2 separate regions of the Homo sapiens genome follow, and region 1 is linked to region 2. A link is a contact called in ENCODE Hi-C or POLR2A ChIA-PET data. All regions are on one chromosome and are shown on one strand. The core of a region is the stretch at or near the end of the contact, and the rest is flanking DNA. Distances in the headings are between cores, read along the strand shown.

What was found. A loop is a pair of places that touch in the nucleus more often than their neighbours do. ChIA-PET counts read pairs that join two places held with the same protein, here RNA polymerase II (POLR2A). Pooled maps may share reads with other maps.
Region 1: a pooled map shows a loop between it and region 2 (4-fold over the local background). The contact joins the promoter of LINC00658 here to the enhancer-like site in region 2. A Hi-C loop is called at or near these places in 26 of 168 maps with a recorded cell type or tissue (CD4-positive, alpha-beta T cell, Caco-2, GM12878 and 16 more), 24 of 37 single-sample maps with no recorded cell type and 28 of 50 pooled maps. POLR2A ChIA-PET finds 5 or more read pairs at or near these places in 2 of 52 experiments (MCF 10A and WTC11).

Annotation. Positions count from the first base shown.
Region 1 is chr20:5,443,737-5,449,133 of GRCh38, reverse strand. LINC00658 (long intergenic non-protein coding RNA 658) reads left to right here and starts at 3,386. Exons shown (of 5, transcript NR_038240.1): 1 at 3,386-3,630.
Region 2 is chr20:5,133,869-5,139,201 of GRCh38, reverse strand. The region is part of intron 1 of CDS2 (CDP-diacylglycerol synthase 2); the gene reads right to left. Among named protein-coding and RNA genes, the nearest start is that of CDS2, 9.5 kb to the right of the region's middle. Within about 2 kb of position 3,626, at least 7 of the 41 ENCODE cell types and tissues checked have a DNase peak (open chromatin) inside an H3K27ac peak, as active enhancers do; they include dorsolateral prefrontal cortex and heart right ventricle, where a contact is called at or near this core.

The sequences.
Region 1 (5,397 bases), core at 2,137-4,636, 310 kb before region 2:
CATGCCCTGTCCTCCCCTCCTCCAGTGTCCCTGCCCCTCTCCAACTTCAGAATTCCCATTGCTCCTTGAGAACTCAGACACTAGCTTCCCCACCAAGGCCTCCTCCCTCTGCATTCCCCCAGCCTGTCCATTCTCGGTCACACTGACTCCGAGTCTGGTCAGCTGCCTGTATGCCTGTCTCACCCAGTTAACTTAAATTCCTTGGGGTCAGGAACAATGCTTTCTTCTTATTTTCCATGCCACAGCTCCAGTTACTGTGACTGACACACAGAAATATTGGCTTGGAGTCGATTATCTCAGGGATGCAGCTCAAAGTAAATGTGTCTTGTATAGAGTGGGCATAGGGATGCTTTAATGAGGAACGAGCAAGTCCCAAGAGGAGCAAGGAAAACTTGAGCTGCAACCACTTTGCATTTCAGATGATGAATTAGAGCGGTTGTTATCGAATCTGCCACCAGAGGGCGATCCAGGTAAAAAAGATCTTCGGGCTACTCTTCAGCCCGGTGACCTGATCTTCCCCCAAACTCAGATCCTTGCTGCCTCCCAGAAACAGCAGACACCTAAGTCCAATGTAGCTTGCCAGGATCTCAGGGAATGAAATTTTATAGTTTGCTGGCATTTTCCTCAGGGGAGCAGAGGCAAGAAAACAATCAAATCCAAGTTTGCGCCACTGCACACCAGCCTGGGCGACAAAGCAAGACTCCCGTCTCAAAAAAAAAAAAAAAAGAAAAGAAAAGAAAAGAAAAGAAAAGAAAGAAAACAATCAAATCCATGGTCTGCTGTTTACTGGATGAAGAATAAGACTGCCTAAAGGCAATGTGTTTAGTACAAAGGTGTCATAAGCTCTGAGATGGTTCCTGCTTTACCAATTTCTGGAAGTGTGACATTAAAGCAACCATTCTCTTTTCTGGGCCTGGTTTTCCTCTGTAAAATGTCAGTTCAAGTTCCAGCCTGTCTTGGGATGTCATCGGCCTTTACAACCTACTTGGGCTATGGCCCTGCGATTAAGTGCACAGTGGAAGCTTAGTCCCCTTGCTTTTCTGCCTCTCTTAGGGAACCACAGTCACAGAAACCAGCACTTGCTGCCATAGGAACTGCTAATATCTTGGACATTCCCTGTATTCTCTCCCAGCCCAAACAGGCATAGCCAGAGGAGTGAGACATGCAGAAAAATGAAAGAAGCCCAGGGCATTGTTCAGCAGTGAGCCTAAAGTCTGTACATGCGATAGCATAATATTTGTGAAAATTCTTGCAAAATGCAAAGCTGATGGCATATGACTTGTAACTCATTCTTGTATATAACAGTAGATCAACATGCAACTGAAGAAAGCACTACTCAGGATGGAAGTAGCCTTGGGAGGGAGGCAAGGAGTAGTGAGGAGGGAGAGAATGAGCTGTTTCTGTAACATTTCATTTCATAAGAGAGATGGATGGACTTCAAGCATCTGTGGCAAAAGGTCACCTCAGATAAATCTGATTGGTTCCAAATTATTTTCTGTAATCCTCCCTATGTTTGACTCATTATTTTAATTAAAAAGAAAAAATATTTAAAGTAATTTTAAAAATAACAGAGCTCACCAGCCCCTTAGAGCGCAGCTTGGTCTAGGGTAGTTTCTTTAACTAGCAGAGCTTTCTGTAGATACAGACATGCGTTCACAAAGTATCTTTAGGTTTCCCAGGCCCGGAGGGGTGAGATAATACTAAGGGAGGGAGATCTGCTCTTGGAGGAGGGACCTGCTCTAACCAGCCCTGTAGCTCTGCAAATCTTTGGGATTTTGTCCTTATCTGTAAATAGGGATGACGTTTGTCCCATTTATCTCATTCAGTTATAATGTGCATCAGATAAGATGATATTTGTAAAAACAACTTGAAAATACAAAATGATGTACACAGGTATTATTTAGTTGTGAAGCTCTAAGTCCTGAGGCCTCGTTTATATTAACAATAGCAATAAAAATAACAATACAGACTGGGCGTGGTGGCTTACACCTGTAATCCCAGCACTTTGGGAGGCCAAAGCGTGCAGATGACGAGGTCAGGAGTTTGAGACCAGCCTGGAGAGTATGGTGAAACTCAGTCTCTACTAAAAATACAAAAATTAGCCGGACATGGTGGCGTGCGCCTGTAGTCCCAGCTACTCGGGATGCTGAGGCAGAAGAATCGCTTGAACTCGGGAGACGGAGGTTGCAGTGAGCTGAGATCTCACCACTGCACTCCAGCCTGGGTGATAGAGTGAGAATCTGTCTCAAAAACAAACAAAAACAAACAAACAAAAAACAATACAATGGCAAGGGAAGAAATAAAAGGAGGGTGTCTAATGTGGTAAGGAGGGAAGGAAAAATGAAGAAAGAAGAAAAACCTATTGAAAATAGCCAAGAAAACAGCTGCCCTTCTAAGATACTGACTTGAGGGCTTTCAAAATAATGGAAATTATGCTTCACAAAAAATAATCCCAATGGTCATGGTCATTAGAATTTAGAACAATATTTATATGGCTCCCTGTGGTGAATCAACAATTATTTTCTATGGCTTCAATTTTCAGAGTTTAAATAATGAACATAGCAATACCACCAAAGAAACATTCATTAAATATCAATATAAAATAAAGTGGAAGAAAAAGAGAAAAACAGCAAGCTGCTGATTGCAGTGTTTGCAACCGAGACTCTGTTCTGCAAACCCTGGGGGATCAGCGTGGATTGAGCTATTACTAGAGGTTGGGGTTAAACACGGTAGGCTATAGACTTTCTGGGGGAGAAACCAGTCAATTTCTATTCTGAAAACCTGGCACTGCCTAAGAAAATCCAAACCCTTCAAACAGAAGCTTCGCAAGAGTGTAGTTAATGGCATAAAAGAGTGCTCAGAAACTCACCCACAGAGACTTTCTGATAGCTGATGCCAGGAACAGCAAAAAGCAGAATGTCCAGTTAGGGATAGTTAACCAAGCCCCTCTCAATTCTTCTTCTTGAGGCTATCCTCTCCTCACTGGTCCCCATTTTATAATCATGCTCAAGGAGCCTAGGCTTCTCTTCTTCTCTTACAGCATGTTTAATATCACTACTTTATCCATTCTGTACTGTTGCAGGCTGAAGGTGACATTACACTTAGAGGGATCCACAGATTCAAGAGGCTGCTTGGGGAGGGCAGCACAGTGAAGTACAAGGACTTTGACATCAGAGAGGCCTGGATTCAAGTCCCAATTTCTGTGTGTGGTAACCAGTCTGCAAGACAGCCTGTGATGGTTCCTGCCTCCTCGTATTCATGTCCTTCTTAGTTCCCTTGCGCATTGAATCAGGGCTGGCTCTGGGTGACCAATAGAATGTGGAGGAAGTGATGGGGTGTGAATTCCGAGGCTAGGTCACAAAAGGCATTGTATCTTCCACCTCTTAGATCTCTCTCTCTGCGGAAGCCAGCCACCGCTCTCCAAGGACTCTCGAGCAGCTCCATCTACAGATTCACATGGAGAAGAATTAAGGGTTCCTGCCAATCACCAGCACCACTTTGCCAGCCTTGTAAGTGGGCCACCTTGGAATTGGAGCCTCCAGTTCCTACTGACATCTGACTGCAACATCATGAGAGACCCTGAGTTTGAACCACCCAGCTGAGCTGCTTCTGAGCTAACCCACTGAAACCGTGAGAAATAATTATTGTTTCAAATCCTAAATTTGGGAGTGATATGTTATATAGCCATATTAACAAGAACTTAACCTAAGTATTGGGGGCATTTAGGGCTGATATTCATTTGGGAGGCACCTGTACAGCTGTATCAATTGTTCAATTATTTAAATATTTCTAAGTTGCTTGGTAAAAAGTCCTGTGCTTGAATTAACCTGATCTTGAATTGCAAGCTCCCTGAGGTGCCTTGCAAAGACAAATCAAATCCTCCTCAGAGGAAGGTAACATTATCCTTGCCCTCAAATTATTTCAACAAGTATTTTACAAATACCATGTTCAGCACACAACCAAAGATAAACTGACATATGGTTAAAAACAGAATGTTTTTAGACACCCAGAAGACATCCTTCACTGAGGGCTTATGTGATAGAAAAATTAAGCATATGATGACAATGGATTCAGTGTATGGCCCGGAGAAAGAAACCAAAAGTTGGGAAAGGTGTAAATGGCCCTAATGGGAAAGGAAAGAGGCTTCCATTGCTTCCCAAGACTGGGACCCATCTCTAAGAATCACAGAGAACAAATCTGTCTCCTTGCTGTTCTCCAGAGGGTAGTTGGACCTCAGATGGGTTAACCAGAGAACCAGGACCCCCAGAGCGCAAACTCCCATTTTTCTGAACATTCCCATGTCCAAGTTTGTCTGGAGAACATCCAAGTTGCCTCTTCAAGGTAGCCGGCGCCATGGACCTTTAAAAGGGACCAAAGTGTTCAGAGGACCAGGAATCCTTACTTGAATGTTCTAGACTGCAAGACACCTAGAGATTCGTAGAAAACATGACTGAGGGAAAGTGCTCCTCTAACCTGAAGGATGGAGACTTAGACCAGCTAGTATCAGATTGAGGGGAAAAAATGAGGTTTTGTTTTTTTTTTCACCAAGTATGTAAAAAAATTAAAACCCACTGTAGAATATTAGCAAGATCTTCAACAAGTCTCTCATTATACAGATGAGGAAATTAAGAACCAGGAGGTTAGAAATTCAGTCCCAGCATGCTGACTCACAGAACATATGTGGACTTTTCTTATACTCCACTGCTCTGATGAATATTGTTAAACACTATTTCTTCCTTACTCTTAGGATATCAGGGCCTTGAATGTCACAGACTACCTGGCACTTGTTTCCCAACAAGCTAATATTGACCCACACAAACTGAAAGCCTCAATTTGACATTATTTGTAGCATCCCCTTGTCCTTTTCTTTCTAAACCCAAATTCCAGTATCCACTGCAACCTTCTAGGTAGGCATCCGCAAAAGGTCTTTCTTCTGATCCTGCCAACTCATCATGGTGCATGGTTTTGAGTAGTGCCATAGAGAATATCTTAATTTCTCTGAGCTTTAGTTAAGAGTGATATACACTGGAAACAAGGAGCTTCCTGCTTCCTCTTTGTAAATTTTGATAAGAGATTCCCCAGTGGTCGGAATTTGCCAGGGACCCCCAGCCCCATTCATGCATGAGCTCTTTATCCCTAAAGATGATGAAGGAGAGCCTCAGTGCCTCTCTGCCAGTCTTGGGAGGCAGGAATGATCCAAATAATTTCAAAGATTTCTCCCAACTCTAAGAACTCTGGCCATATAGGGGGAGGAATGCATTAATTACTAAAAATAATTTAAAAAATGATTTAGTATAATTTCTGGGGTGCCTACTCTGTTTTACCAACTACCCCTTCCACCTCCATCTACCACCATGATTTTCATTATCTTCTCTGCACCTCCATGGCAACCTCTGT
Region 2 (5,333 bases), core at 2,377-4,876:
CCGGGCTAATTTTTGTACTTTTAGCAAAGATGAGGTTTCACCATTTTGGCCAGGCTGGTTTCGAACTCCTGGCCTCAAGTGATCCACCCACCTTGGCCTCCCAAAGTGCTGGGATTACAGGCATGAGCCACCACGCCCAGCCTGTGTGTCTGTTTTTATGCCAATACCATGTTGTTTTGGTTGCGATAGCTTCACAGTACATTTTGAAATCAGGTAGTGTGATGTCTCCAGCTTTGTTCTTTTTGCTTGGGATCACTTTGGCTATTTGGGATCTTTTGTGATCCCATACAGATTTCAGGATTTAAAAAATATCTGTGAATCTGCACATTGTTTTAGGTAGTACGGTCATTTTAACCATACTGCAGTGCAGTGGTGCGATCTTGGCTCACTGCAACCTCCACCTCCCAGATTCAAGCGATTCTCCTGCCTCAGCCTCCCAGGTAATCCCAGCATTTTGGGAGGCTAAGGCATGTGGATCACCTGAGGTCAGGAATTCGACACCAGCCTGGCCAGTGTGGTGAAACCCTGTCTCTACTAAAAATACAAAAATTTGCTGGGCATGGTGGTGCATGCCTGTAATCCCAGTTACTTGGGAGGCTGAGGCAGGAGAATGGCTTGAATCTGGAGGGCAGAGGTTGCAGTGAGCCAAAATGGCGCCATTGCACTCCAGCCTGGGTGACAAGAGCAAAACTCCATCTCAAAAATAAATAAAATTAATTAACAAATTAAATTAAATTAAAACAGACACCCAGACAAATAGAACAGAACTGAGAACTCAGAAATAAATCTATGCATTTACAGTCAACTCATTTTCCACAAAGGAACCAAGAACACACATTGGGAAAAGGACAGCCTCTTCAATAAATGGTGCTGTGAAAACTGGATATCTATATGCCAAAGAGTGAAACTAGAACCCTATCCTATCTCTCTCCATATACAAAAATCAACTCGAGGCTGGGTATGGTGGCTCATGTGTAATCCCAGCACTTTAGGAGGCTGAGGAAAGAGGATCACTTGAGGCCAGGAGTTCGAGACCAGCCTGAGCAACACAGCATGATCCTGTTTCTACAAAAAAAAAAAAAAAATTTAAAGAAATGATAAATGTGGCCAGGCGCGGTGGCTCATGCCTGTAATCCCAGCACTTTGGGAAGCTGAGACATGCGCATCACGAGGTCAGGAGATCAAGACCATCCTGGCTAACATAGCGAAACCCCATCTCTACTAAAAATATGCAAATTAGCTGGGCATGGTGGCGGGTGCCTGTAGTCCCAGCTACTCGGGAGGCTGAGGCAGGAGAATGTCGTGAACCCGGGAGTCGGAGCTTGGAGTGAGCCGAGATCGTGCCACTGTACTCCAGCCTGGGCGACAGAGCGAGACTCCGTCTCAAAAAAAAAACAAAAAAGAAATGATAAATGTTTGAGGTTATGGTAGTGCAGTGGGCTACACTGCAGCCTCAAACTCCTGGGCTCAAGTGATCCTCCTGCCCCAGCCTCCCATGTAGCTGGGACTACAGGCGTGCACCACCACGCCCAGCAAATTTTAAAAAATATTTTTGTAGAGACCTACTTCTGTAATTTTTAATAATACATGCTTACGTCTCTTCTAGCCAGAGATGCTCTGAGATAATTTTTGAAAAAATAAGACTTAAATAGGTAGAAAGGTCAGGTGTGGTGGCTCATGTCTGTAATCTCAGCACTTTGGGAGGCCAAGGCGGGCAGATCACTTGAGGTCAGGCCTTCGACACCAGCCTGGCTAACATGGTGAAACCCAACTCTACTAAAAATACAAAAATTAGCCAAGTGTGGTAGCAAGCACCTGTTGTCCCAGCTACTAGGGAGGCTGAGGCAGGAGAATTGCTTGAACCTGGGAGGCGGAGGCTGCAGTGAGCCGAGATCACGCTACTGCACTCCAGCCTGGGCGACAGGGCGAGACTCCATCTCAAAAAAAAAAAAAGGGTAGAAATGAGGGAGGGTGACAGAAAGAACACATTTCAGAGGTAGGAAAGAGCAAGAATCAAGATCCATGACACAGAGGCACCAAGCAGGGAGAAAGGCCAGTTAAGAGAGAAGGCTACATAAAAAAGAATAAAATCATATCCTTTGTGGCAACATGGATGCAGCTAGGGGTCATTATCCTAAGCAAATTAATGCAAGAAGAGAAAACCAAACACTACATGTTCTCACTTGCAGAGTGAACTGGGAGCTACACATGGACACAAAGAGGGGAACAAGAGACACCAGGGCTTGAGGGTGGAGAGTGGGAGGCTGGTGAGGATTGAAAAACTACCCATCTAGTACTATGCTCACTACCTAGGTGACAAAATCATTTGTACACCAAACCTCAGCAATGTGCAATTTGCCCGTGTACCAAACCTGCACATGTATCCCCTGAACCTAAAACAAGAATTGGAAGGAAATGAGAGACAGAAGACTACAAAGGATCTTAAAGTTTAAGCATTATGAAAAAGAGCCAGAATTCTATCACTCCACCCCACCCCCCCAATAATTATTAGGGCAGTTTCAGAACTCCTGAAAGATACAAAGAACAAGATGGATTAGGAGGGACCTAGAGCAAATCCTAACAGGAGGGAGCTCAATTCACAGGGTTTACAATAAGGCAAGCAATAAATCCTGAAATTTGGGAAATCTCAAAGAGTAAAAGACAGATAAGGATTCCAGGAGAGGTAAGGAATTCGGATTTAGGATACTGCAGGCATTTACAATACTGCAGTCCTGAAATGTTGAAGTCTCCAAGAGCAACAAACAGACAACAAACAACAAACAGATAAGGATTCCAAGTCACACCTGGTTAGAATCTGCATCCTGCCCTGGGCACGGGAACAAAGGAATAGGAGATTTCAAGCCTGAGTAACCGAGTCATCTGGGATTTTATCGCAGAAGAAAGAAACTGAAGGAGGGTGGTAAGAGTAGAATGAGAGAATTCAGATTTGAGACAAAGTCAGTTTGTGTGGACTGAAGGGCATGCACCTAGGAATGTCTTGTAGACCACTGAAACCACAGGACTAGCCAGGCATGGACTGTGGAGATATGGCTCTGAGAGTTGCCCACTCAGGGGTTCGGTGTCAATGGCAGACATCCTCTCCACATCAGAGACCCAGGGGCAGAGAGTGTTGCCCGTAAATCCCAAGTCCCAGGAACTCTCAAAACCTCAGCAAAGTCTTTACAGAGAAGCCCCAAGCTGGCCCTATGGAGACCTTAATACAAAGGAGCTTCTGCCAAAGACAACAAATCAAAAAGATGTCTGACTTTGGTAGGACAGGTCAGGTCCTTCCACACAGACAGCAGTGCTCATGAGAACCACAGTGTGGCATGAGGCTGTCCCTGGGGAGAGGCAGGCGGGAGAAAGGAAACTTCACAGAATACCCTTTGCTGCCTACAAATTCTGCACCACAGACTGCCTACTCAAAATAACACCATAAAGTTTAACTTTCTTCAAAAGGTCAGTCAACTTAGTGGGCTCAATGCCATCCCTACTGTTGGGGCAAACAACATGAGAACAAATATCAGTGACTGGCATAGGAAGCTGCCCGGTGGGGACCATACGTGGGGGTGGGGAGGGGGTGCCTCACTATTACCCCAGCCAAGTAACCACCACATGACAAGACTTGGAAGGCAGGAACCCTGCCCAGTGCCAGGAACAAATTAGCATTCTTTCAAGGAGACTTTGGCAAAATTAATAGTGAAGAGTCAGTGTCCGTCTCTTTTCTGAACCAGAGGCAGTATGACACACAAACAGCTGTACTTTTTCACCCCCAACAGCCTCTAGTGCCAGTCCAGAAGGGCTGGGAGACCTTAACAACATAGAATGTAGCTTAACAAACTGTGGAGAGGAATCTCCTCCACCTACGTGGATCCTAGAAAAGATGGAAAAGTGTGAAAACCAGAAACAGTAACACTCAAATCTTTTCAAACAGTTTAAAGGATGATTATCTGCCCTGTGAAATTAGTTACAATGGCCGGGCACGGTGGCTCACGCTGTACCAGCCCTTTGAGAGGCCGAGGCGAGAAGATCGCTTGAACCCAGGAGTTCAATGGTCAACATTTTAAGACCCTGTCTCTATTATAAAATAAGTATGTATATATTTATATATATAAATTCAAAAAAGAAATTAGTTACAAGATTCATTTTAAAAAGAGTTTCTCAAATATATTCAAGATTATATAATTTCTGGCAGTTGTAAGGTTGAGAATAAAGTGAGGGAGGAGAAATGCTTTACATTAGTAGGACAGTGCAGGTTTTATACAATCTTCTTGTTTATCAAACATATTCTGAATGATTTTATCAAGTATTATGTTCCCATATCCATCAGCTGTTAGACTCTCATGCTCATTTTCTACCTTACCAATTTAAATATGCAGTCGGCTGGGTACGGTGGCTCATGCCTGTAATCCCAGCATTGTAGAAGGCCAAGGCAGGCAGATCACCTGAAGTCAGGAATTTGAGACCAGCCTGGCCAACATGGTGAAACCCTGTCTCTACTAAAAATATAAAAATTAGCTGGGTGTGATGGTGGGCGCCTGTAATCCCAGCTACTCGGGAGGCTGAGGCAGGAGAATCACTTGAACTCGGGAGGCAGAGGTTGCAGTGAGCTGAGATCACGCCATTGGACTCCAGCCTGGGCAACAAGAGAGAAACTCCATCTCAAAAAATAAATAGATAAATAAAAATAAAACTCTTAAATATTATTGATTTAAAAAAGATTGTATTATTTCTTTAAATCAGTAGGGAAAAAATTGATTATGTGGAGTCAAAACAGGCAATAAAATTCTGAATAATATCCTTATGAACACTGATAACACCAGCCCCTCTCAGAAATACAGACACCGTCCATAGCAGACCCTACAGTCAGTGAATGTTCTAAAGAGAAGCGTTGAATACTGAATGACTGCTTATTACTAGAACAAATGGTTCTCATGCTAACAGTCATTAACTGGAAAGCATTTCTTCCAAGCACCCTCACCCACTGCCTGGGTAAGGCGCCTTGTGGTCTTCAAGCACTGCGCCGGGAGTGCCTTTCAAGGATACCAGAGTGGCCACTCCCAGGAAAGTGCTCACAAATGTCTAAATCACAGTCATCCGATAACCAGGAAAACTGAAACTAATCAACTTTCTCTATAAAACACATACATTTTTTTCTGCAAAGAGTCTCCACATTTACTCTGAGACCTTTTTAACATTTAACATTTTGAAAGATTTATATAGTATTTTTTTGATTTTGTAGCCAAATAAGAAAAATAGGTAACATTTGGGTATCATATCTATCAATGTTAATCAATAAAGAAGCTTTTAAAGTCTGTAAATTAATTCTATGA